Regions from separate parts of the Mus musculus genome. Here regions 1, 2, 4, 5 and 6 are each linked to region 3. A link is a loop called in an ENCODE intact Hi-C map of the cell type or tissue named here. Cell type or tissue: gastrocnemius. All regions are shown on one strand. Region 1 overlaps Wdtc1 (WD and tetratricopeptide repeats 1). Region 2 holds the start of Gpr3 (G-protein coupled receptor 3). Region 3 holds the start of Gm36599 (a long non-coding RNA gene). Region 4 overlaps Map3k6 (mitogen-activated protein kinase kinase kinase 6). Region 5 overlaps Wdtc1 (WD and tetratricopeptide repeats 1). Region 6 has its middle 5.8 kb from the start of Mir7017.

The links. Hi-C counts contacts between places; a loop is a spot of excess contacts. Peaks named below come from ENCODE experiments on the same cell type or tissue, not always from the same donor. Only the 100,000 strongest peaks of a DNase experiment are listed, where the experiment ranks them.
Region 1: a loop joins it to region 3, with 10 times the contacts of the local background. A loop is called at or near these places in 29 of 42 quality-filtered maps.
Region 2: it touches region 3 in a loop (5-fold over the local background); 20 of 42 quality-filtered maps call a loop at or near these places.
Region 4: a loop joins it to region 3, with 11 times the contacts of the local background. A loop is called at or near these places in 7 of 42 quality-filtered maps.
Region 5: it touches region 3 in a loop (4-fold over the local background); 28 of 42 quality-filtered maps call a loop at or near these places.
Region 6: it touches region 3 in a loop (3-fold over the local background); 21 of 42 quality-filtered maps call a loop at or near these places.

Annotation. Positions count from the first base shown.
Region 1 is chr4:133,297,442-133,301,441 of GRCm38, forward strand. It overlaps Wdtc1 (WD and tetratricopeptide repeats 1), which reads right to left. Exons shown (of 16, transcript NM_199306.4): 12 at 3,120-3,293; 13 at 1-214. Among named protein-coding and RNA genes, the nearest start is that of Tmem222, 22 kb to the left of the region's middle. In gastrocnemius, no CTCF peak of the experiment used is centred here; DNase peaks (open chromatin) are centred at 490, 1,638, 2,502 and 3,209; H3K27ac peaks cover 2,345 bases.
Region 2 is chr4:133,210,358-133,214,357 of GRCm38, forward strand. Gpr3 (G-protein coupled receptor 3) reads right to left here and starts at 2,179. Exons shown (of 2, transcript NM_008154.3): 1 at 2,062-2,179; 2 at 1-1,007. The coding sequence starts at 1,002. The coding sequence ends at 10. In gastrocnemius, a CTCF peak has its summit at 2,398 (motif pointing left); DNase peaks (open chromatin) are centred at 385, 681, 1,489, 1,769 and 2 more places; H3K4me3 peaks cover 1,312 bases; H3K27ac peaks cover 273 bases.
Region 3 is chr4:133,007,168-133,011,167 of GRCm38, forward strand. Gm36599 (a long non-coding RNA gene) reads right to left here and starts at 985. Exons shown (of 3, transcript XR_390813.3): 1 at 861-985. In gastrocnemius, a CTCF peak has its summit at 2,160 (motif pointing right); DNase peaks (open chromatin) are centred at 1,034, 2,173 and 3,676; H3K4me3 peaks cover 548 bases; H3K27ac peaks cover 541 bases.
Region 4 is chr4:133,248,410-133,252,409 of GRCm38, forward strand. Map3k6 (mitogen-activated protein kinase kinase kinase 6) reads left to right here. Exons shown (of 29, transcript NM_016693.5): 17 at 1-115; 18 at 383-488; 19 at 1,253-1,410; 20 at 1,521-1,713; 21 at 1,799-1,937; 22 at 2,240-2,396; 23 at 2,515-2,691; 24 at 2,933-3,038; 25 at 3,202-3,364; 26 at 3,450-3,562; 27 at 3,646-3,719; 28 at 3,991-4,000. Among named protein-coding and RNA genes, the nearest start is that of Map3k6, 9.6 kb to the left of the region's middle. In gastrocnemius, no CTCF peak of the experiment used is centred here; DNase peaks (open chromatin) are centred at 2,408 and 3,038; H3K4me3 peaks cover 1,032 bases; H3K27ac peaks cover 788 bases.
Region 5 is chr4:133,292,158-133,296,157 of GRCm38, forward strand. Wdtc1 (WD and tetratricopeptide repeats 1) reads right to left here. Exons shown (of 16, transcript NM_199306.4): 15 at 3,041-3,233; 16 at 309-2,228. The coding sequence ends at 2,031. Among named protein-coding and RNA genes, the nearest start is that of Tmem222, 16 kb to the left of the region's middle. In gastrocnemius, no CTCF peak of the experiment used is centred here; DNase peaks (open chromatin) are centred at 1,172 and 2,127.
Region 6 is chr4:133,199,496-133,203,495 of GRCm38, forward strand. It overlaps a transcript of Wasf2 not described here. Among named protein-coding and RNA genes, the nearest start is that of Mir7017, 5.8 kb to the left of the region's middle. In gastrocnemius, a CTCF peak has its summit at 1,873 (motif pointing left); DNase peaks (open chromatin) are centred at 1,028 and 1,866; H3K4me3 peaks cover 516 bases; H3K27ac peaks cover 1,948 bases.

The DNA.
Region 1 (4,000 bases), 290 kb after region 3:
GGCAGCTGTGATGTCCCGGCCTAATGCGTCACATGCACTGCTGTGGGCCTGCTCTGGGAACTTCCCTTTGAAGTCATCCAGGCACTCCAGAGCCTCGGCCACATACTTCAGTTCAAAGAGGCACCGGGCCAGACGGAAGTGTGCCTTCAGGTGGCAAGGGTTTAGGGAGATGGCCTTGAGGCAGTCCCGGAGGGCATCATAGTGGTCCCCGTCCCTGAGAAGGTACAGGAACATAGCTTAGAGGTGAGAGAGGCCCTGTGGCAGATACAAGGTTCCCACCATCTTCTGTGGCTACTTCTAGGCCATCTCTGACAACCCTCAGGGTGAGGAGATAAGGAGATGAAGCCTTGGCGAAGCCCACTGCTCCCTCCCTGGGAGCAGGAGTAAGCTGAGGCTCAAGCCAGGAGCCTGAGGCTTGGCGAGTAAAGAGCAGTGTCGGGCTGCCCTCTGCTGGGCGTAGGCTGCAACTGTGCACTGTTCACCTCAGGCACCCGCAGCTCTGCAGCAGAAGGCCTGGCATCCTGCCCACCGCAGACTCCCCAAGCCCTCCTTCTCTTTTCCTTCATCCACCTCCTCAAATCCCCCTGCTGGTCTTCAAAGCTATGTCCAAGGCAGGGGGCCCTCAAGGACAGTTCTGTGGCCTGGAGAAGCCAGAAGTGTTAGGCCAGGGACTCAGGGTCTGACCAGCATGCCCTCAGCCAGACCCCCCTCTGTCCTGGCTGACTGATCTGCAGCAGCTGTGGCCTCCACCTCCTGGGGCTGGAGGATGGGGCCTGACTGTCTGGCAAAGTCAGCTCTCTGGAAGCTGATGGTGAGGGGGCTGTGCACACCAGGAGCTCCAAATCCTCTCTACTCTTTTCTCCAATGGACAAGTATGGATAAAGGGGAGTGTAGGCTTTCTGTTGGAGGGGTAGAGGGAGACGCCCTCTTTTCCAGGCCCACCTCCCTGTTGCCAGAAACCCAATTTGGTTTCTCATCTGTACAGCCAAGCAGCAATGAGAGTCACTTTCCCCTTTAGAAACCTGTAAATGTTTGTATTTTCAATGCTGGGGATTGAACCTCCCCGCTTCCTACTGGGCTGGGGTGGGTCTACTATGCTTACAGCAAGCAGCACTCACTAATGCCAAGGGTCCCTTCACCAAGGGCACAGGTCACAGGTGTCTCCTGACCTCTCTCGCCATACAGTCAGGAGGAGCACCCAGCCCTTGGAGTAGCCACTTAAGACTCTAACCGACAGCTAAGCAATGTGGGGCAGGCAGGAAGCAGAGCTGCTTTGATGGTGTGCTCTGCGTCAGAACGAGTGCCTATGACGAAGGAGCAGGCGCTGTTTGGAAACCCAGTTACTGCCTGCAAGGTGCCCCTTTCTGAGCTCCTAGCAAGAGCCAGACCAGAGACCAGCCAGGAACCAGAGGGTGGTCTGTTTCCAGGAGCAGATGGTAGCCCTGGGGAGGCTGGCCTGGGACAGAACGTGACATTCTAGGGGTCACTGGCAGGCATGTGGGGATGGGGAAAAAAAAAGAGCAGGCTGGCCCCAGGGCTCACCCATCCTAGATGTACTGCCAGATCAATCTCCCTGAAAAGACAGCCCTCTGCACGTCCTCGCTCAAAGCTCTCCAGTAGCTGCCCATCACACACTGAATCAAGGCCAAATGCCACCCTCTGCATTCCAAGCCCTTTCCAGGCAAGCCCCAGGCTACCTCACAGACTCATCCCCTGCCAGTCCTTTCCAGAACCCTCTGCTCCAGCCAAATGGATTTGCTGTTCTGAGGCAGGCTCTTCAGTCAGTCCCCCGCCCCCACGCCTTTGTTCACACCATTTCCTCTCCCTGCAGTGTCCTTCCCCACAGTCCTCTCCTCCCCCTCATCTCCTTGTCTGAGCTGCCCACATTTAGAGCCCATTCAGACACGACATCTTTCTGAGGCTTCCCTGATCCTGAGCTGAGGTGACTCAACTCTTCTTGGTAACCCACAGCACTATACCTGACCATTTCCAAGACTTACTGCTTCCTGCATCTTTCCTATTTCATGCCGAACTATGCCAGAGAGTTTATTCTCGTTCAGTGGCTGGGCACTCTGGGGCACAGGGACTCAGAGTGATAGAACTCTGTCTCCCCAGTACCTAGCACACAGTGGGAACTCAGAAAACAAGCTGTGAATTCAGAAATCACCAACTTCTCTCAGCAAAAATACAGACACGAAGCTGAGCTCTCAGCCAAGTCAAGATGAAGGGGTTGTCACACCCTACCCAACCAGTGTAACAGAGGTGACACAACTCAGATGGCTGGGCCCCAGATAGTCCTCTTTTGAATGTGGGTGCCCCTTGATCCCTGGGGAAAGTCCCGAGGCTTCAGCTAACTGCTCTGTGTGTGGCATCTCCCCCACTCCCATCCTGCTGACTTGAGTGGGTTCCTTAAGCTTCCCCAGGCCTGCCTAGTTTCAGCCAGACGATGGCACACCAGCTGGCCTGTCTGTCTGGGCAGAGCCGACGGATGCCAGACGGAGCAGAAATGGCTGTGGGCCCAGCTCTATCCATCTCTAGTCTTGGCCCTGGCTGGGGGATGGGGTCTGCCTGCCTGCCTGTCTGATGGTGCTGCAGGCAGGGCTGGGACACTGATGATCTCTGCAGATGTGGGGCATCTTAGGATCCTGACCTGCCTATCCCATTATCACAGGCCAGTGTATGTCTGAGGTCTAGCTCGTATGTGGTCCAGTGATGGGTGTAAGAACCCAGAAAGCAGATTGCAGGGCCATTCAGCCTCAGACTCATTTTATAAAGGTACAAATGAGCTCTCCAAGCTCTGCAGTCGGATCTATCAAGGTCCCACTCTTCTCTCAAAAGTCCAACCCAAGCCTCAACTCTCCAGTAATTAGTATCACCACCCCTCTTAATCCCTACTTCCATTCACACCTTATAACAAAGCAACGTGTGAATCTCCCTCCCACACACTAAATGTCTTGTGCTACCTCAGCCTTAGGTAGAAAGGAGGGGGCCTATGTTCAAGAGGCCCCAAGAGCTGGGATGCCAATGCCACCTTCTGTGGATGCCCTAGCAACTTGGTCTCATGGCCCAGGTGCTTCAGCCCTTGTTCTGACCGAGAAACCCCTGCGGTTCCCACTCACCACTTGCGCTTCATGTAGGCGGCAGCTCGGTTGCCATAGAGCATAGCGTTGTGCGGGGCCTTCTGCACAGCCTGGCTGTAGAGCTGGATGGCCTGGGTCCACTGCTGGCAGGCGAAGGCTTCATTGGCCTGCTGCTTCACACGCTCCAGGTATGGGGGCAGCTCCACCTGGGGGCTGCGAGGGAAGGAGAGCCAAGTCAGACCACTTAAAGATTAGTAGCCCTACCCAAGGGCCACGCATGGTTTTGTGGACCCTGGCACCTCACTGCCATCTAGGAGATGGGGCCACTTTCATGCTGAGCTTGGGCCATTATCTATTACCATGAAAGAATATGCATAATTCCAAGTGCTTTGAGCCAGTAAAGGAGCGGCAGGAAAGCCATTACCAACCAAATGCTGGGGTTCGGGTGACAGCCACTGGTGCCACCTTCATCTGCACTGAACTAATCTTGTGACCACTCTACTTCCTCCTATGGGAAAAGTCTGTCTCAAGGACGAGACAACAGAGGGGTGGGAAGAGAACAGAGGCAGGGATGTACTGTAATGGGAACTACTGTAATGGGACGGATTATCTGCATGGGAGACCAAGTCAATACTCAGAGGCAGCTAGCCTCTGGACCCTTACCCCAGGGCTGGGGCAGAAGGACAAACTTCAATCTGGGTATGTTTGGCAGCCTCTCAGATAGAAGCTGCCTTTGGAACACTAGCTGCCCTCTAAGAAGCCCCTCTGGCCCAACCTCTACCATCTGGGATTCACAACTGGGTTGAGGTCAGGAGGGAGGGTTTTTTGTTTGTGTGTGTGTGTGTGTGTGTGTGTGTGTGTGTGCGTGCACATGCATACATGCATTGTATGTGTGTGTTTTGTTGAGATTTTTGTATTAT
Region 2 (4,000 bases), 200 kb after region 3:
AGGATGAAACTAGACATCACTAGGGGACCGGGACCGGAATGGAATCTTGGAAGTGGAACAGCAGCAGCAGATGGCCCACAGCACCTTCTGCACATCTTGGTTGCGAAAGGCGTAGATGACAGGGTTGATCATGGAGTTGTAGGTGGCTGGGAGCAGGGTAAGATAGGTGTAGAGACGGGGAGAGTCGGCATCTCCCAGGAGGCAGTAGACAGTGAAGGGCAACCAACAGGCAGCAAAGGCGCCAAGCACCACAGCCAATGTGGCGATGCCCTTGCGGGTGGCCACGTAGTGAGAGGCAGGCAGCAGGTGTCGTTGGAGGGCGATCTGCTGGGCATGGCGGCAGACGATGCGGCAGATCTGGGCATAGAGCTGCAACATGATGCCAAACACCATGAAGAAGGCGATGGCCAGAACCACCAGATGGTTCTTGGAGAGTGGATAGACCACACCACACGTGGTCAGGCCATCCCGGCAGTTCCAGGCCAGCACGGGAACCAGCCCCAGGCCCAGGGCACCCACCCACACCAAGGCCAGCATCACATAAGTCCGAGTTACCGTTGTCTCTGAGTAGTAAGTGAGAGCATTGTACAGGGAAAGGTAGCGGTCAACGGTAATGGCCAGCAGGCTGCCGATGCTGGCAGTGAAGGCCATTGCTAGCACGCCGACCAGCATCAAGCTCATCTCTGGTGAGCCAATGCAGAAGTCAGCCGCAAAGTGCAGGACCAGGCCCAGGCCTGCCAGCAGGTCTGCTACGGCCAAGCTACCCACCAGCAGGAACATGGGGGCGCGGAAGGCAGGAGTGCCCACAATGATGGCCACCACCAGCGCGTTCTCGCAGGACACCAGGGTGCCTGAGATGCACAGCACCACATCCCAGGCCCTGGGAGAGGGCAGCAGTGTAGCTGGGCCTGTGGGTTCCTCTACTGGGTCCACGCTGCTCACGTTCACACTGCCTGAGCCAGCTGAGAACCAGGCCATAGAGCTTCCTGCTCCCCACATCATGGTACCTGTAGAAGAAAGGTCCTATGAGATGCTGGCAGGCCCGTATCCTGACAGGAGGCCCTTCGAGAAAAGAAAGCTGTCAGGATAACAGGTAGGGTACGGATGTCCTGCACACCCCACACCCCCAATTCATGTCCTGTGGTTTTTGTCCTCTGATGCCTCCAGGCCTCTAAACAGGGGTCCCTTTTTCTCGGTGATCCCTTTTCTGTGTCCCTTCACCCTCCCCTCCATTCCTCTAAGTCCTGAAGACCTCTTGGCCACACGTGGTCAAAGAAGTGAATCAAAGCTTACCATAAGTGAATAGGGGAAGCACAGGATTCAAGGTGTGCCCTCAATAGGCTCATGAATAGGGGAGGGAAACACGTCAAGAAGAAGAGCAGTCAGCTCCCTCCCACCAGACACGATGACTTGGTTCCTGAAGCTCCCAGACCCCTCACGATTCATGGGCACTGCCAGCCTCAAGCTCCGCCCCCAGGCAAAGCCGGTGCAGCTTCTTGCCAGCCCCCACTCGACATTCCCAGGGTAACACCTGGGAACTCATTTCCCCTACACTCTCCCAGACTTCTGACTCCGGACAGACACCCCACACACACTGCCCCCTTCTTCCTCCTAACCACTGGGTCTCCGTAGCAGACACCCCCTGGTGAAAGCCGGATTCCTGAGTCAGACCCCTCCTTCTGCCCGGACACCTGGATCTTGGGCCTGACTCCGCCTCCTGCCTTGGATAGCCGAAGCCCCAAATAAGACACCACCCGCTACTCGGACGTCTAGGTGCCCGCCCCAGACGCCTCCTGTTCTCCCAACCTCAGATGACCGCCCGTCCCTCTAGGGCCTCAGGTCCCGCAGGAATGCTCACCCTTTGCCGGGTCACCCCATCATACCACTCGAGAGCACCCGAACACTTGGGGAGCTGCCTGCTTATGCAGACTCTGCACATCCAGAGTCCCAGGTACGACCCCCCGACCCTGAGCAGGGGCAAGCAGCCTTCCGCCGGCCCGGCGCCCCTGCACGCTGTGTCCTCCCAGACTCCGGGTACCCGCGGCAGGGCCCACTACTCACCGGTGGCTCAGGACCGGGTGCGGCCGGGCCGCGGGGCGCCTCCACTCAGGTTCTGGCAGAGCAAGGTGTGCGCGGACCCCAAGAAGCCCCCGCGGCCGCGGGAGACGCGGCGTGAGTCACCCCGCCCCGCCCCGCCCCCGGCCACCGGTTTGGTGACGCCAGAAGCCCAGCAGGCCAATGGGCGCTGCGCGCTGGAGCGCAGCGCGTGCTGCGCGGCATAGTAATGAGGCCTCGCGCCGCCCGCTCCCCCATTCATAAAAAGTGACCGTGGCCGCGGCCCCGCCCCCTCCGGAGCCGGCTCTCTGTCCTTGACGCGGCGCCCTCTGCGGGTCGGGGGTTTTGGGGACACTAGTGGGAGAGCCTTAAAAGAGACTCGGGGAGGTCACAGAGGATGTGGGAAGAGGTCAAGGGATTGGGATAGTCTGCGGGGGTGATGAGTACCTTCGGTGGCAGAAACGAGCTGACATAAGACAGGTGATGGAGCGAAATGGGCGTCCCCGGTGAGGATGACAGGCTCTGCCTCTGATAGGGCCCCGAGGCGACGGTGACAGGAGCACGAGGGAGCAGGGAGGTGGGTGGCTGTGACGATATGAGCACGGTGACAGGATCTTGGAGGATGGCGGCTGTGGGACGTTGACGGTAGCGGGGTGTAGGCCTCCTCAGGACAGCCACAGCATTGTCAGGATGACTGCAGCATGATGGAGCTCGGGGACCCTAGGGTAACAGAAGTGGTGACAAGGCTTTGGAGATGAGTGTGCAGGTGAAGGAACTTCAGGTCACTGTGACCCTGTTAAGTGCTATAAAGGACTGAGGTGACGAAGCTAAATGAGAGCTGTGGGGTCCTGAAGTAAAGACCAAATGACTTGTGTGTGGGCCCCAGAGTGAGGGAACAGGGTAGGAAGTCTGACTGGACAGCGACCCAGCAGGTAAGTTGCTGTCAGGACAGGTCCCGTGATGTTGGGGTTGGAATAAGGAGCTGGGTGACGTCACTCATGTGGACCCAATAGCGTCCTCTCTGCATGGGAGGGTGCGCCTGGCAAGATTTCAAAACCTCAATTATTTATTCAAGGATCTGAAAAGCCAGAGCGAGGGCTGGGGGGGGGCGGGGGTGGTCACTTCCCCGAAGCAGCAGGAGATAGGGAGCCGGGAAGAACTTGGAAGCAGAAGGACTCGGCAGCTCCGTGCTCAGAGCAGCCTTCCTGAGCACCGGCTTAGGTACCCCAGGGGGTGGGGCAGAAAGAAAACTTGCTCTTTACTAGACCTGCCTGCGCCATCCCTAGGGAAATGCCCCATCAGATCTAACCCTAGGCACCAGTACTGTCCTTTCTCCCTTTGATCGTCTCTGGAATGTTCAAGACTTTAGGAGGGTGATGGGAGTCAGGGGTCGGATGTCGGTCTGAGGCTGAGGAAAGGAAGGAGGCCAGGAGTCAGGGAATGCGTCATAGCCTCACAGAGATGACAGAGCATGGGCTGGAGACTGGCAGGGTTTGGGCGGGATATGGGGAGTTCAGCTGGTGGAGGAGGTCAGGCCTCCAAGCCTAATCCACGCTTCCGAACCCTGTGACTTTGAGGCCCTGTTAGGCTCTCTGAAGCTGTTTTTTCATGTCTAAACGGCTGGGGACTGCTGGGGGCAGTTGGCCCGTTAGCAGCACGGGGCTGTATATTGGCTGTCAGTGGTGTATCTGGCCAGTAGAGGATGTCAGGGAAACACAGGAGGGCACAAAGAAAATGAAGAGTGGTCACAGGAGGCTCTGCCTTTGTGGGACCAGGCTAGATGGGGCTCTCCTGCTGCAGGCTCCTATGGGCAAGCTCCCTTCAGAACTCTCCTTTTAGCCATTTCATCCATAAATGGGCTTCCTGACCGGTCACAAATGACCGACTAACCTTCCCCTGGCCTTCCCTCCTTGCTTTGTTATCTTCTCAGGTGTGCAGAACTCCT
Region 3 (4,000 bases):
AGGCCAGCCTGGTCTACAAAGTGAGTTCCAGGACAGCCAGGGCTATAAAGAGAAACCCTGTCTCGAAAAACCAAAAAAGAGAAAAAAAAGCAAGAGACAGAATTGAGTGGATGCAGAGACAGGAAATGAAGCTGCTGGAAAGTCGAATTAGGTATGAGTGGAGTGCACTACACTGACAGTGGGTTAGTGCCAAAAATGGAGATGGTGAATTATTTGAAGTCCTGGTCAGCCATGTGCTTGGCTGGGATTCTAACCCTTGGACAACAGCGTTAGAAGGCAAAATAGAGTTTTGTGGGGGGTTTTCAAAATTGTGTGTGTGTGTGTGTGTGTGTGTGTGTACAGTGTCTGTGGATACCAAAGTTTCCCCCACGCCCACCCTGCACCCGAGCTGAAATCACAATTAGTGGCAAGAAACTCTGGTCTTCTAGGAGACCAGCTGAAAGGCTGTGACCCTCCGGCCCCTGATTTGTTTTGCTTTTGAGATGGGGCTTAGGGTGAGGTGGCGGGCATGCCTCAGGCTGGCTAGGAAATATGTCATCTACATTAGCTTCAAACTCCAGCCTCCTGAACACCGGCGCTGGGATTCCAGGCACAAGCTCAGCCTCCACTTCGTGACTAGGGTAGAGGAGGGATAACAGAAGAGACAGGAGGACATCCACTCTGAACACATGGAACCACACTAGGTCACGCTTCTAGGACACATAGCTTTGACCAGGCCCGTGAACTGAGCATATCACTATACTTGATAACACCTACGGAATTATCAGTGGTGTCCCAGGCTAAGCACACACAGACAGACAACAATGTGCTGACCTACAGTTAGAGAGATAACCGAAGGCAAGCCAAGGACACACACTTACCCCCCAAGACTCGGTGGAGAGAGCCAGGACCTTGTACACCCTGATGGACACAGGAATTTACACATATGCCGTGTGACCGTCAAGGACCTTACCCTACCCCCCTCTGTCTTCTCCAGGTCCCTCACCACCTCTGGCAGGAACAAAGCTGACCTTTGCCCTGTGGCCTCTGGCCTCTCCTCCCACACCCCCTGCCCCAGAGGGAGGAGCTGTTTGAAGTCTGGGCTGCAGCTGGGGTTTCCTGTTGCCTAGAGGAATGTGGGAGGATTGTGCAGGGGAGGGGAGAGGGGCTGGTCTGAAGGAGGGTAAAGTGGGGGCCCGTAGTAGTTTTCACTGTCAGGGGGGCTTCCTGCTACCCTGATCTCCTGGACCCTAGATCTAGCCATTGCATTCGATGGCGGGTAAAGCTGGGACAGAGTGGCTCTAGTCCAGGGCACATCTTGTTCTTGGATCTGCAGCTCAGTGGCTCAGGAAAGTTCAGGAAAGCTTGTTAGGTCCCAGTTTCTTCTTGTATGGAGGAAACTGAATTACTCTATAGCAATTCAGACATCCTTTCTGGAAGCCCCAGAACCTTTGTATTCAGAGAGGGGGCACCCATCGTTTCTCCCCTTTCTATGAATCCCAGGGACTATCAGTCATTGCCGTTCTTTTGTTTTGTTTTGTTTTTTGAGATAGGGTTTCTCTGTGTAGCCCTTGCTGTCCTGGAACTCACTTTGTAGACCAGGCTGGCCTCGAACTCAGAAATCTGCCTGCCTCTGCCTCCCAAGTGCTGGGATTAAAGGAGTGTGCCACCACTGCCCGGCTGTCATTGCCATTCTTATTATAACCTAATCTCTCCTCTACCTTGCCAGTTTTCTATTTATTTATTTATTTGTTTATTTATTTATTTATTCTAGAGGGAGTCTCTCATGTAGCCCAGGCTGGCCTTGTGTACCTGTACAGCTGAAGATGACCTTAGATTTCTGATCCTCCTGCTTCCACTTTCCCTATGCTGGGGTTACAGGCACATACCATTCAGGAACCTGAGTCTATTTTATCCATGGAAACCTGGGCCTCTGACAACACAACAAATAAAGGCAAGCCCAGGTGTGCCTGGATCCCAGTTTACACGGCCTTTAAAACCTTAGGTCCCCACAGTTTTATCTTTACTTTCAAGTAATATTTCCTGGGTCTGAATATACTAGGTTTTGTCTCCAGTGAAACAAACGTGGTTGGAGGAAGCTGACCCCAGAAAGAGGAGAGGCTCTTCCTAGCTCTTCCTCAGCTTAAATCACCGGAGCAGATATGGAGATTGGACACTAGGTGGCAGCAGCATCCCGCATAATAGTTCATGTGCAGTTTGGGGGACCCCTTCCCCAACATACTTTGGAAAGGCTCCATAAGAAAAACCTGTCCCTAAATTCCAGGAAGGCTCTGCTGTGTTTTGTTTCTAGGAATCTGTAACCCTTTGGGGCTACCCACTACTTCTGCAGAGGGGACACCTGAAGCAGCCTGGAGAATTTGGAGCATATTTGGGAAATTCTACCTAACTTCTTTTTCGTGTGCCTTTTGCCACCTAACTAGCCATTCCCCCCGCCCCCTTTATGCTTTTCTTGAATATCGATTAGTCCCATCTTTCCTGGGGCTCTCTGCCACCAGTATGATCTCATCCCAACCTCTGCCTACATTTAATTCAAGCAGTAAGGGTCTTCCTATCCTTGGTAAAGGTGGGTGAGGCATTAGAGATGGGCAGACCTGGGAGTCTCTCACACCCATCAGCACTAAAGTTTGCCCTATGGGCGGCAGTTATGGCAAGACACCAAAAGTTCTGCTTGTGATGACCTCAGAGTTGAGTTTTGAAGCTACAAAGGATCGCTAAAGCACCTCCTGCTTTTATTAATGCCCGTTCTTATCATAATCAGTTCTTGGGGTTACTTTGTCTGCAAGCGAAGTGGCCCCTAGACAGAGGCCTCTCCAGCTGGCCACATGTGCCACGATGCCACATCAGTGGGTGTGCTTTTTAGAGCCTCCCCTGTTACTTGCTTTCTGGAAAAGTTTCAATTGCTCTATAGGTAGGGACTGGGAGAGATGGAGGGATGGTGAAGGTGGTGTGGATGTGTTGTTAGCATAATGTCACCATCTAAACATGTGTTGACTAGCAATTACCCTGCAAGAGCAAAGAAGGCATCAGAAGCAGGTGGATCAGGGAGTAAAGGCATTGCTAGAGAAGCTTAGGACATGGGGCAAGATGGACTAAGTTGGCAGACATTGGCCAAAGGAATGTCAGACACAGTCATGAGTTGGGATCAGCTCAGAAGCAGTCAATAGACAAGTAGCAGGGCAGTGATCACTGCATCACTCATCTGTTTCTTCTGCAAACCTTATCTACCTTAGTGCCAAGGGAGGACACATAGACACAGGGAAGAAAGATCAACAGTAAAGGATGGCGGGGACGCGGGGGGGGGGGGGTGGAGTAGAGGGAATCACCACTCTGTTACCGCCCAAGGGTTAAGGAAGGAAGGAAGCTTTGAAATTATCCAGATGCTGAATCTACCACTTTCTAATCGGGACACCTGGGCTCCGGAACTCTTATATCTAAAATAGAAATAAGGTCTCGTAGGGTTTTTTCTGCAAGGCTCCAAGGACCCCGTGCTGCCCGGGTGCTCAGTAAATGGCAGCCGCGGCAATTCTCCTTTCAGAGCTGTCCAGCCACCTCCCTGGGGGTAACAAAGCCTTCCTCAGAGGCGCACATTCCCATCTGTGGGATAGGCAAGGCAGGGGGCCCAGAGCCAGGGGCTGGAGAACAGATGTGACCTGAAGAGGAGGTAGGTGAAAGTGCTGCGCCCAACCCCCACGCCGCAGCAGGCGCTGGAGAACTGTTGAATTCCGCTCACAAACAATTGTTCAAATTCAGAAGGCATGGTATCTACACTTTGTCCAGAATTTTTTGCGCCCTCGCCGCCCGTGGACGACAATAAAAAGTAGGCGCTGGAAGAACTAAATCCAGGGCTGAGTTTGAGGCGAAGGGCCACGAAATGCGGAGGAGACTGTAGCGTTTCCAGAGCGGCTTTCTTGCCAAACGCCTCTTCTGATAGGAAAAACGTCCCCAAATTGAAAGTGTAGGTCCTCTCGTCTCTCCATGGGCCCTCTCAACGTGTTTGGGA
Region 4 (4,000 bases), 240 kb after region 3:
GTCAGTGTGGGGACCCCTAAAGGACAACGAGAGCACTATTAGCTTCTATACACGTCAGATCCTACAAGGACTCAGCTACCTCCATGAGAACCGTATCGTTCACAGAGACATCAAGGTCAGCCCTGTGGCTGCTCCGGGTGTGTGGAGACACAGTACCAAACTGAAGCTGACAGTAATGGTGGGAGAGAGCACACTTTGGCAGAGGGTGGGGGACCTATCAAAGAGGTCCCTTAAAGGCGAAAAAGTCACATCTGTGGAAGATCAGACATGAGCTCCTTTACACTCATAGAGGCTCAGGATGTAATATCAGGAGATTTGGGGGTCTCGGGATGGGGGGGTCTGGTTTATAGCAGAGCCCAATCCCAGTGTCCTCTTCAATCAGGGAGACAATGTTCTGATCAACACCTTCAGTGGGCTGCTCAAGATTTCTGACTTTGGCACCTCTAAGCGGCTGGCAGGCATCACACCGTGCACGGAGACTTTCACAGGTAATGGGGGGTGGGGGTGGGGTGAGGATGTCAAGCTCTTGGAGACTTCTGGGGAATGGAGGTTTTTTCTTGGCACAGAGTTACAATTTTAAAGATTTATTTATTTTATGTATATGAGTACACTGTAGCTGTATAGATGGTTGTGAGCCTTCATGTGGTTGTTGGGAATTGAATTTAGGACCTCTGCTCTCTCTAGTCGGCCCAGCTTGCTCAGTCCCTGACTGCTCTGGCCCAAAGATTTACTTATTATTATAAATAAGTACATTGTAGCTGTCTTCAGACACACCAGAAGAGGGTGTCAGATCTCATTAAGGGTGGTTGTGAGCCACCATGTGGTTGCTGGGAATTGGACTCAGGGACCTTCGGAAGAGCAGTCAGTGTTCTTACCCGATGAGCCATCTCACCAGCCCTTGAATTACAGTTTTAATGGTGAATGGAAGGAATCTGGCTGGAGACAGGTGACTGGATCCAGGAACCGCTGGTAAAATCTATACTCCAAGGTTGGGTAACTAATGAGAAAGACCTCAGCATCAAAAACGGATGCAAGGCCGCTTGTGTTGGGGGTGTGAGACGGGTTGGTAGAATTTGAAGGGAGGACGATGTAGCGTCACGTACAAGCCAGAACCCTCCTGATGGTTGAACGATATGCAGCCTAGAATGAAGGACGGAAGCTTGGCAGGTGACGGGGCCTAGGTGTGCACATGGCCAGTGGATGATGGAGACTTGATGCCTACCTGGCATCGTTGTTCCTATTTGTGGTCTAGGGACTCTGCAGTATATGGCCCCGGAAATCATCGACCAGGGCCCGCGAGGATATGGGAAGGCAGCTGACATCTGGTCTCTGGGCTGCACTGTAATCGAGATGGCAACAGGTCGACCGCCCTTCCATGAACTAGGGAGCCCTCAGGCTGCGATGTTTCAGGCGAGTCTCTCTGGGGTATGGCCTATGGAGGGTGGGCGGAGCCAGATGGGGCCTTCAGCACCTCTGATCTGATCGTGGGGTTATCTATCCCATCTGCCCCACCTCCGCAGGTGGGCATGTACAAGGTACATCCACCCGTGCCCGGTTCCCTGTCAGCTGAGGCCCAAGCCTTCCTCCTCCGAACTTTTGAGCCAGATCCCCGCCTCCGAGCCAGTGCCCAAGAGCTGCTGGGAGACCCCTTCCTTCAGCCAGGAAAGAGGAGCCGCAGCCCGGGCTCTCCTCGGCATACTCCCCGGCCCTCAGGTGCTATGAGGGTGGAGGGGGACAACCTAGTGAAGGGGAGAGGGGTTGATGAGGCGAAAAGACTAACAGCTTGTTCCTCCCTCAGGCGCCCCTTCCGGTCCTTCCAGTCCTTCAGCTGACTCAGCCACACAGTCTCAGACATTCCCAAGGCCCCAGGCACCCTCTCAGCACCCACCCAGCCCCCCAAAGCGCTGCCTTAGTTATGGGGACACCAGTCAGCTCCGGTGAGCGCCTAGGGTCCTGGAGTGGGTTCTCTTCATCTTTTTTTTGCCGTTGTATTAATTTCCTCCAGAAAAAAAGGCCTCCCTGGGTCGCAAACACCTTGACCACTTCCAAGGACCGTATCTACTACCTCCTGCCCTCTCCCAGATGCCGGTAGCATTCACTCTGCCAACCCCCAGATGGGCTTAATTTCTATTATCCCCGTGAAGTAGGCATAAAAGAGCCAAGATTCAAACCCTGCAACATAGGTGGTTGGTTGCATGGTGTTGCCCACCCTCCATCTAATGCCCCTCATTGTGCCCAGTGTGCCCGAGGAGCCCGCTGCCGAGGAACCCGCGTCCCCAGAAGAGAGTTCAGGCCTGAGTCTGCTGCACCAGGAGAGCAAGCGCCGGGCCATGCTGGCTGCGGTGCTGGAACAGGAGGTGCCCACACTAGCAGAGAATCTCCTGGAACAGGAACAGGTGGGCGGCCCGCCCCAGCGCCCCCTGGTGGTCGAGCTGGGATAAGAATTTATAGTCCACCGGCGAGCATCTCTGTTGACTGCGGATGCGAACATCCACGGACGTCCCCTCTTTTTAGGACTCTCGACTCAGCAAGATTCATGTGGAACTTCTGCTTCGGTGCCTTGGGGCACAAATCCACACTCCTAACCGCCGGCAGCTGGCCCAGGAGCTGCGGACCCTGCAAGCTCAGCTGCGGGCCCAGAGCCTGGGCCCTGCGCTTTTGAAGGGGCCGCTCTTCGCCTTTCCAGACGCGGTGAGGAAGCTATCTCGAAGTTAGGGCTATGCAATAACAGGTCGCGAGCAAGATCTTGATGTTCCAGGATTCTATGATTTCCAGGAAGACGCATGTCCAGTCCTGGCTTCCCTGTCCCACCCTTGACCCCAAGTCCGCCCACCTCTTTTAGACTGCAGCCGACTTTCTAGGGCTTTGCAACTCAAGCCCCACCTCTGTTTGAGATTCAACTGTCTCAACCGCGCCTTCCTTCCCTCCCCAGGTGAAGCAGATCCTCCGCAGACGCCAGATCCGCCCACACTGGATGTTCGTGTTGGACTCGCTGCTCAGCCGTGCAGTCCGGGCGGCGATGGCGGTGCTGGACGCGGGTAGGTGGGGTTGGATCCCGCCGGCCGGCCGGGGCGGGGTGCGTGGCCCTGGGGGCGTGGCGAACATAAAATTGGTACTTCGCGGCTCTCCCTTCTCCCTGACCGTCTGGGGTCCTAAACGGGCGCGGCGCCCACCTGGAGCTCAGTCTACTCAAATTGGTAGAGTCGGAGAAGAAAGCGGTCTTACCGAGGTCAGAAGAGTCGAGTAAAGAGGAGTCCCAGCAGAAACCTCAGGAGAGCCAGGCGCTGCAGAGCCAGCTCCCACCAGAGCAGGGACCCCCATCGTTGATGGTGGAGTTGGGCCTTTTGCGAGCCGAGACTGACAGGTGAAGCCTTTTGGAATCACCCGGATAAGCTGCAGAGGCTCCAATCTGCAGGCCCTTCCATTCTACCACCCCTACCTTCCCACAGGCTTCGGGACCTTCTGGCTGAGAAGGAACGTGAGTGCCAGGCGCTGGTGCAACAGGCCCTGCATCGGGTGCATGCAGAGACCAGGAAGTATGCCCCAGCTTCAGAGACCCCAGGTGAGCCGACTTGACTGGGAAATGGTGAAGGTAAGGCCACAGAGAACACCTTTGCCCTCCCTCATCACCTGCCTTTTTGACAGCCACTCTCCCAAAGGACCAGAACCTGGTGCGGTGGCTACAGGAACTGAGTGTAGATCCAGCCACTATCCAAACGGTGAGTGAGTGTGAGCTGGCTCCCACCACCCACCCACCAAAGGCATCTCCTCTGTCTTCCAGCTATTCAAACTTTGTCATTGCTGCAAAGATGCTCAATACTGAAAGAGCCCTTAGTATGCACCTCTCCTCTCATTATAGGGATGGGGAAACTCAGGCCACAAGGGGGCCGCCTGCCTGAGAGTTCTGTTAGAAGCAAGAACCGAGTTTCTAGTTGAATTTCTGTGCAACTTGATCTTTCTCTGTTTCTGTGGTTCTCGGTTCATAACCAGCTCCTGAGTC
Region 5 (4,000 bases), 280 kb after region 3:
TCTTGTAATACATAAGAACCGTGCACACCGTGGATCATAGGACGGGATGTGCACCTGCCTTGGGTTCCAGTTTAAAGAATCTGAAAACTACCAAGATTTGAAATCCTTCATTTCCAAGGGGAGAAAGCCCGAGAGTAAAAGCTGATGATGTCCAATCACAGCTATCGGCCGGCCGTGGGCTTTGTACCAGGCCTGCTGGGTTGAACGACCCATGCAAGGCAGGTCTCACTCTGCTCAGCAGAGGTGTGGTTGCTCCATGTCACAGAGCCATGGTGGGGAGGGCCCCAACAAATGCCACCAGTCACAGCTAGAACAAAATGGTTTTAATCAATTGTGTCACCCTCACTCTCCTGGGAGCAGAGCAACAAAAGGCTCGGCTCCTGCCCCAGAGGACAGTAAGGCTTATGTGTCTCTCCACACTGCAGGGTCCAGGCTAGGCAGGCGGGCGGGAGACAGGAGGATGGACAGGGGGGATGGCAGGTGGCTTGAACACAGGAAAGCAAAGGGACCCTGGCTAGTTCTTGTGCCCCAGGGCCCAGCTCAACACTCTCGCTACCCCTCCCTGGCTTGAGAAAGGTCATGAGGAAGAGACAGGGGAGCAAGTCCCAGCAGCAGGAGAAGCAGCAGAGCAGCTGTTTCCTTCACCAATAAATACACTTCATTACCAAGCTAGGAGAGAGGGTGGGAAGAGGACCTGGGGTGGGCAGGAAGGGGGAGAAGCTGCCACCTGTGTCGCTGAGATTAAAGCAATGAGATGGTGCCAGACCCCCCACCACTAGCCTCACCCCCCTCGTCTCCTTAAAACTGTGAAAAAGCTTTTAACATGGCCCTCCAGTCTCCAGGGCTGCTCAGAAGCTAGACTGAGAGGAGGCACCTGGCAGAGACAGGGGTGAGGGAGGGAGAGAGGACAGGAGAGAGAGGGAGGGATGGAGGGAGGGAGGGAAGGGAGGCTGCTTCTCCCCAGAGGCTGCAGCTGGAGGGCTGCCGCCCAGAGGAAGCACACAGGGCTGGGGGAGGCTGGCATGAACCAACTCCCGGCTCCAGAGCAGGAACCAAGGGGCCAGAGGGAGAGGGAGGCTTGGTGGTGGAGTGGCCGCTGTGTCCAGTGTAAAGCTCGGGGCTGCTGAGGGGGGATGGCTGAGCTAAGGACTTTCCCAACCCCTCCCCCCAGAGCAGCAGGGGACAGAGAAAAGCCATCACTTCTTTGGTCTTTGTGGCGGCTCAGCATGTGGGTGGGAAGGAGGGCGGAGAGGGTGCAAAGGGTCCTTAGGAAGAGCCACCTCAGCAGGGTAGGCCTGGCGGGGAGCTCTGGCAGAAAGGTCACAGTGAGGCCGAGAAGCGCCCCAGGAGAGCGGCCATGGCGCGTAAGGACTCGAATGGGCAGGTGGGTGGGGAGGGAGGGACCCCACCCCGTCACACTGTAGGAAAGGCAAGGCCCTCAGAGACAGCGAGACAGCCTAGGACAGGCCAGGAGCGGGGGAGGAAGCTCCACTGCCCCCAGGCAGGTGGCCTGACCTTGCCACTGCGGGATCCTGTTTCCTATGCTTCCACCCGAACACTGGTGGCTGTGGAGGGACCTTCCGGAAAGACCACAGGGGAGCTAGCCCGGGAGTCAGGAGAGTGGCAACAACAGGCCAGGCAAGCCTCGGCCAGCAGGGAGTTCCACTCCCTTTCTGTTGCCCGCGGAGGGGCTGGGCAGTCCGTAAAGACAGCTTCAGCTCTTGCCTCTCCACTGGAGGCTGAAGGATTTTGAGAAGGGCCAGAGCCTTCCAGAGACACCGAAGCAGGAGGTAAGGGCATACGGAGGGGCTTCCCCTCCTACTTTTCTGCTGGGGCTGGGGACAGTCAAGGGACAATCAGCCCGAGAGTCAGAAAGCCAGCAAGTTGCAGCAATCCCCACCCACAAAGTCAAACTAACAAACAAAACAGGGGGGGGGGGAGAATGAAAAATGGGGGTGGGAAAGACAAACCAAAACAGAGCCCAGCCCTCTGATCTCCTGCACAGGGCTGGGTACTGGGGCCAGGAGGGTCTAGCTGGGCCGGCACTGCACCTGGCCCTCTGCGCTGTCCTCGTCATCAGAGGCCCCGGCGCCCCCGCTGCTCAGGCCTGTGATCCGATAGCCCATGTCCAGCAGCATCGCCTCCAGGGGGTTGGCATTCATGCGCCGCTGGTTGGCCTGAGATGCACCCTCCATATCTTCCACAACTCGGCCTGTGAGGTCTTCACTCTGTCAAGAAAAGGCAGGTCTAGTGAGCTCAGGGTGGAGGGACCAGGGTGGAGGGACAGGCATGAGGGAGGCACAAGTGCTGTGGCATATGCATAGGGGCTAAGGAGGGAGGCACACACTGGGATATAATATATGAGGCCATGTAAGAAGAGCACACTGGGGTATCTAAGGTTAGGCACATGGGGAGAAGCGTGGCTGCAGGAATACAAGCCAGGGGGTGCCTCACCTGGGCTGGGCTGTCCCCCACCTCTAACATCCCTTTACACTTTCTCCCCCAGGGAAAGGGGTCCTCTTTATAAAAGTTACAGCAAACCGGTCCTGGATTTATTGAGACCCACCATGTGGACTTCAGTCTGCTAGCTGTCTCTGGAAGGCTTACCTGCCCATTGGCATTGAGAGCAGAGGAGGCCACACTGGCCTAAGTGCTCTGTGCCCAAGATTGCAAAGCAATCAACTCCAAAGTCTACGCACCCCCCACCCCCAATCCTTTAACAGCTTCTGCAGGACCCCTCGCAGTAGCATATGAAGCCTGAGGTGTTCCCACACGAGGCTGGTCTAGTTCTGTTCCTCCCCTTGCACACCTGCTCTTGGTATACGGGCATTTCGCCTTCAAGGCTAGTTCAAGGATACGCCCCAAGAATGCAAAAGCCAATCTCACCCCAGAAACGTCCACTGCATTAGAGCTTCCTAGGGCCTGGGGCTCCCACTTTGCGGCTTATCTTTCCTGGCAGTCTCTAGCCTGTACGGCTGCCCTCCCTTCCCTGGCACTGAAGCCCAGCTCCAAGCAGGCCCTATGCTCCTTGTGGCCTCACCTCTGGTCGTGGGTTCCACAGTCGCACAACAGGGTCGATGCCACTGGTGGCCAGGAAGCAGTAGCTGGGATGGGGCTGCAAGCAGTTGACAATGGACTCATCCCCCTGCAGCACTCGGACGAGGTTGGTGGTCTCCTTTTCCCAGATGAAGAAGGAGCCGTCATCAGAGCCGCTGACAATGTACTGAGCATTGCTGGTGAGGGGCAAAGGACGGGAGGTCAGGAGGGAGACTGAGGCTGAGGGAAAGGCTGGAGGGAAAGGGTGAGGCCTGGGACTACTCAGTTCCTCACAGTCAAGGGGCTACCCTCGACTCAGAACTCTCCTAAGCAAATGAGTTCCCACTTCCAAGCTGCATATACCAGTCATGATTGTACGAAAACCCAGCATCAGCTGCTGGGCATGGTGGTGCACTTTCAATCCCAGCACCTGGGAGGCAGAGGCAGGCAGATCTCTTGAGATTTTAAGGCTAGCCTGGTCTACAGAGTGAGTTCTAAGACAGCCAGGGCTACACAATAAAACCCTGTCTCAAAAAACAAAAACAAAACAGAACAACAACAACAACAAAAAACCAACATCAGTGCTGTCTGGGTCCCTCCAATGTGGCACGACAGTATCCACGAGGTCATTATTATCTCACTGGTGTAGGGCCATCTCTTGTATCTATCTCTCCAAAACTTCTTGGACGCCGACTAGCAAATCCTAAGTCCATTCATCCATAATATAGGCCTCTCACACTGTTGACAGTCAGAGGGGGTTTTGGAGAGAGACCCTCTGGATGTAAGTCCAAAGGGTATAAACAAAGCAAGGGTGGGGTTTGGGGTGGGAGTGTCTGAGAACACAGGCTGTGTCCCCTAGTCCCCAGGGCACGGTCTCAGATGCCCAGCCTCATAGTTCTAGCCTCCCTTTCAGGAGCAGACAAAAGCTCCAAGTGTCCAGATAAAGCCAGCAAGCTCTGGGCCA
Region 6 (4,000 bases), 190 kb after region 3:
GATCTGCAGGCCTTGACCTTACTATATAGTTGAAGATGGCCTTGACCTCCTGACCCCTGCCTCAGCCATGCCTGGCTAGGACAGCCAAATTGTTGTTGTTTCAAGTCTGGTTTCATTTGCTTCCCTGCCGGGTTTATTGTGTGTACCCCATTTGTACTCCCAATAACCTGAAGATTCCATGTAACTCTTATGTACGCGCATGAATACTTTAAATGCCAACCTTTTCAATCATTTGATAAAGTCTTTGTAGTCACTCAGTCACCTTTGGTGTCTGTGTGTGTGTGTGTGTGTGTGTGTGTGTGTGTGTGTTTCGTGGGAGAAGGTAAGCAACTCTGCAGGCCACAGGTGGGTGAGGGACTCTGTAAGGGGTCCAGCATGGGTGGGCTTCAAAGGCAGGAGGCCTCTGGCTAGTTTGTAGGCACAGGTCCCCTTCTGTGAGGACAGCCCTAGAGCTGGCTGCCCACAGCTCCTTGCACCAGGCAGGAGAGGCGCACACTGAATGCTGATGCCGCCTTCCAACATCTGGCCGGCATCTTGTCTGCCTCACAGACCCAAGCAACTTACCTTAAATAGAACCGTTCACAATGGAATCCGATAAAAAGGTTTTGGACTGCTCCAAGCCCCATCTCTTGCCTGCCTGAGGAAGACTGAGGGGGCTGGGTTTGCATTCTGACCCCCCAAAATGACCTACCCAGGAAGCAACGGTTGTTGGAAGCACAGCTGTGGGTTACTGTCCCTAGGGGTAATTTATGAGCAGACACCCAGATCCAGGCCCAGTAGACACAGTGGGGTGGCCCGGGGAGACGACAGGGAGCAGAATCGGGGGGTTTGGTGAGGGGGGCGCCATGGGCCGTGGGTCACCACGCCTGCTGTTCACAGAGTCACCCACGGGCATCGCGGGAGAGGGGGCAGAAGTTTTTGAATTGTCAGCAAGTGCTGCGCCAGCCACTCTGAGCTCATCGCTGGAGGTGGGGTGCCGGGGAGGGGGCACAGAACCCCTCGCTCCCCTCCCGCGCGGCCTGTGTTTAGTCAGCACTTGGCCGCCAGAGCTGGTGACTGACAGGCAGCCAGACGCCCGCCCTGGCAGAAGACAAAATGGTGTCGGAGCCGCCCTTGGAGGAACGGGAGGGAAGGAGTGTGGTTCTGGGAAACTAGAGGCCTGTGCCTGGATGCTGTCTCCACTGCTGCCACACAGGGAAGAAAGCCCTGACACTGTGCGAGTCGGTTCGCCTCCTGGAACTAGGGAAAAATGGACATTTACCGGAGTGCCCACTACCTGCTATAGGCAGCACATGCGAAGTGTGCGAGGTCCCCAGTGGACAAGAGAGGTGCTTTGAGCTGCCTAACCCTGCCTGCTGCTATGCCATTTACGCTGCTCAACGATCCACCCCGCAGCAGGCTGAGGAGTGCCAGTGTCTAAGGTTTCCGCTCTGAGATCTTACCTGCCGCACCTACCCTGCCAGTGCTCAGTTTTACAGCTGCACTAACAGGTGAGGGTATTTTTGTTCTTTGGAGTCAAGCAAGCTTGACTGAGGCCCCAGCCATCTTTGACCTTTGGGGCAGAAGAAACCTGTGCCCTTGACTACTTGGGAACAACACCGGTTCCCTACGTCTGGGCTCCAAGCAGGTACATCCTGCCCTGTTCACACATGCATGGGTTCACGTACACGCATTTGTCTAATAAGTAGCCTACAGTCCAGGCCCAGAAAGCACACTTAGACATTGTGTACAGAGCTCTGCTCTTATGCAAAACAAGGACACAAGTCAGCACACAGCTACAGGAGCAGGCATAATTGCAAGCACATCTAAGAGGCCTCCTGAGCCATGGTGCTGGCTGGCTGCCTCGGCCAGCTGCTCACTGCCCCCTCCTGGCCACCTTTCCACCAGGGCAACCTGGCACCATTTCCTGAAGTTCTGCTCAGGGTGATTGGCAACCAGTTCTCACCTAGATTATGGAATCGGGAGCAATTTCTGGGCCTCCCTTCCCCCAGGCCCAGGGTGTGGGGCCCCAGAGGAAGCTCTTCAGGGCTTAAGGACACAGACAGCCTGAACAGCCTGAGCAATCCAAGTAGAATTGCTCTCCTGTGTGACAGCATGGCGATACCCTCCCACTCCACTCCAGGGAGCAGCCACCCCCGCCCTGCCCTAGTGTGTGCCCCACCCAGTACTCACCCTCTTTCTCTCTCTCTCTCTCTCTCTCTCTCTCTCTCTCTCTCTCTCTCTCTCTCTCTCTCACACACACACACACACACACACACACACACACACACACAAGGTTTGGAGGTATAGGCTTCCACGCTGCCCAGGCAGGAGCTGCTCCAGCTCAAAGCTCCCTGCTTTCCGGTCTGGACTTCAACTGCCTTTATTCAGCAAGGCATTGAGCCTGATACTAGGTGCAGACATTCCACTGTGGTGTTCCAGTCGGTGTCTTTGCAGCTGATAACGCTCCCAGATGTACACCCGGGTAGAGCACATCTGTAAAGGGGTCAGTGGCTTCCTCGGGACAGACTTAAAGCCTTTGGTTCCTGTTGTACAGATGTGGAAAGGCACAGAAGGGCTTTGCGGCGGGCCCAGCACCACACAGCCAACTGGCATCCGATGTCAAAATAGAAACACCTTAGTGATGCTCAAGAGAACACAGCACCTTATGAGGTTGGGCCCAGAGATAAGGAGACTGGAGCCGAGTGGCAAAGTCGGGAGCTCTTTTTCTTCAGAAAATACTCACAGGGCCAAATGAAGACTTGGGGGAAGCTCTGAGGAGGTTCTAGACTTGGACCCTCAGCAGGGAGGCTGGGGACAATGCATCTTGAAAGCTGTGTGGATTCCTCCATTGCTTCCTCCTGCACTGGGTAAATCCCTGACTTGCTTTTATGCAGAGGCATGAGACAAGTCAAAGGAGCCTCTCCCTAGCCCATGGCTGCTTGCTTGCCCATCTGTGTATGCACGCATGAGTGAGGTGTGCACATAGGCCTGGAGTACCAGTGTGTGCACTCACCTGAGTTCGTTTATGCTTGCCTCAAGTAGTGCATCTGAGTTCACGCACAGGTTTATTATCCATGACTGTGGTTAGTTGGTTTATGTGGATATTTATTTATTTTGAGACAGGGTCTCTGTAGTCCAGGCTGGCCTCAAACTACTGGTGAGCCTTTTGCCCCAGCCTCCTAAGTGTTAAAATTCTAGGTATCAGCCACTGTGCGACAATGCCTGCCTCTCTCTCTCTCTTTCTCTTTCTCTCTCTCTCTCTCTCTCTCTCTCTCTCTCTCTCTCTCTCTCTCTCTCTCTCTCTCTCCTTTCTTTTTTTAAGACAGGGTTTCTCTGTGTAATCCTGGCTGACCTGGAACTCACTCTGTAGATCAGGCTGGCCTGGAATTCAGAGATCTGCCTGCCTCTGCTTCCTGAGTGCTGAAATTCAGAGATCTGCCTGCCTCTGCTTCCTGAGTGCTGGGATTAAAGGAGTGCTGCGCCACCACAGCCTGGGCTATTAAAACAACAACAACAACAGAAATGGGGATTGAACCCCAGGCTTTGCTGTAGCCTCAGGCCCTGTGTGTGAGCTTACATACATAAACAGTGTCTGTGGGCTGGGTGACAGGACTGGAGTTGTGATGGGCACCTAGCACAATCACATAATTCAGCTGCAGGGAATCTGAGGGCACCCACACTCCCTCGGGGAAAGTGCTTGCCTAGAACATCAATCCCAGTTCAATCCCTAATACCATAATAAAACCAGGTTTGCTGGTCCACGCCTGCAATTCCAGCACTTGGGAGATGGAGATGAGGATCTGAAGTTTAATGCCATCCTTGGCTGTGTAGTGAGTTCAAGGGCAGCCTGGACTACCCTGAGACTCCGTCTAAAAGTAAAAATCAATCAATGATTTCTACATGTCTGACCGATGACTTAATGAACAGGTAAGGTTTTGCTTGAGTGTGTGCTCAATGCAGTTGGCACATTGAATCCACTTGGGAATATACAAGGGTTCCCCTGCCTTGGTGTGGAGAG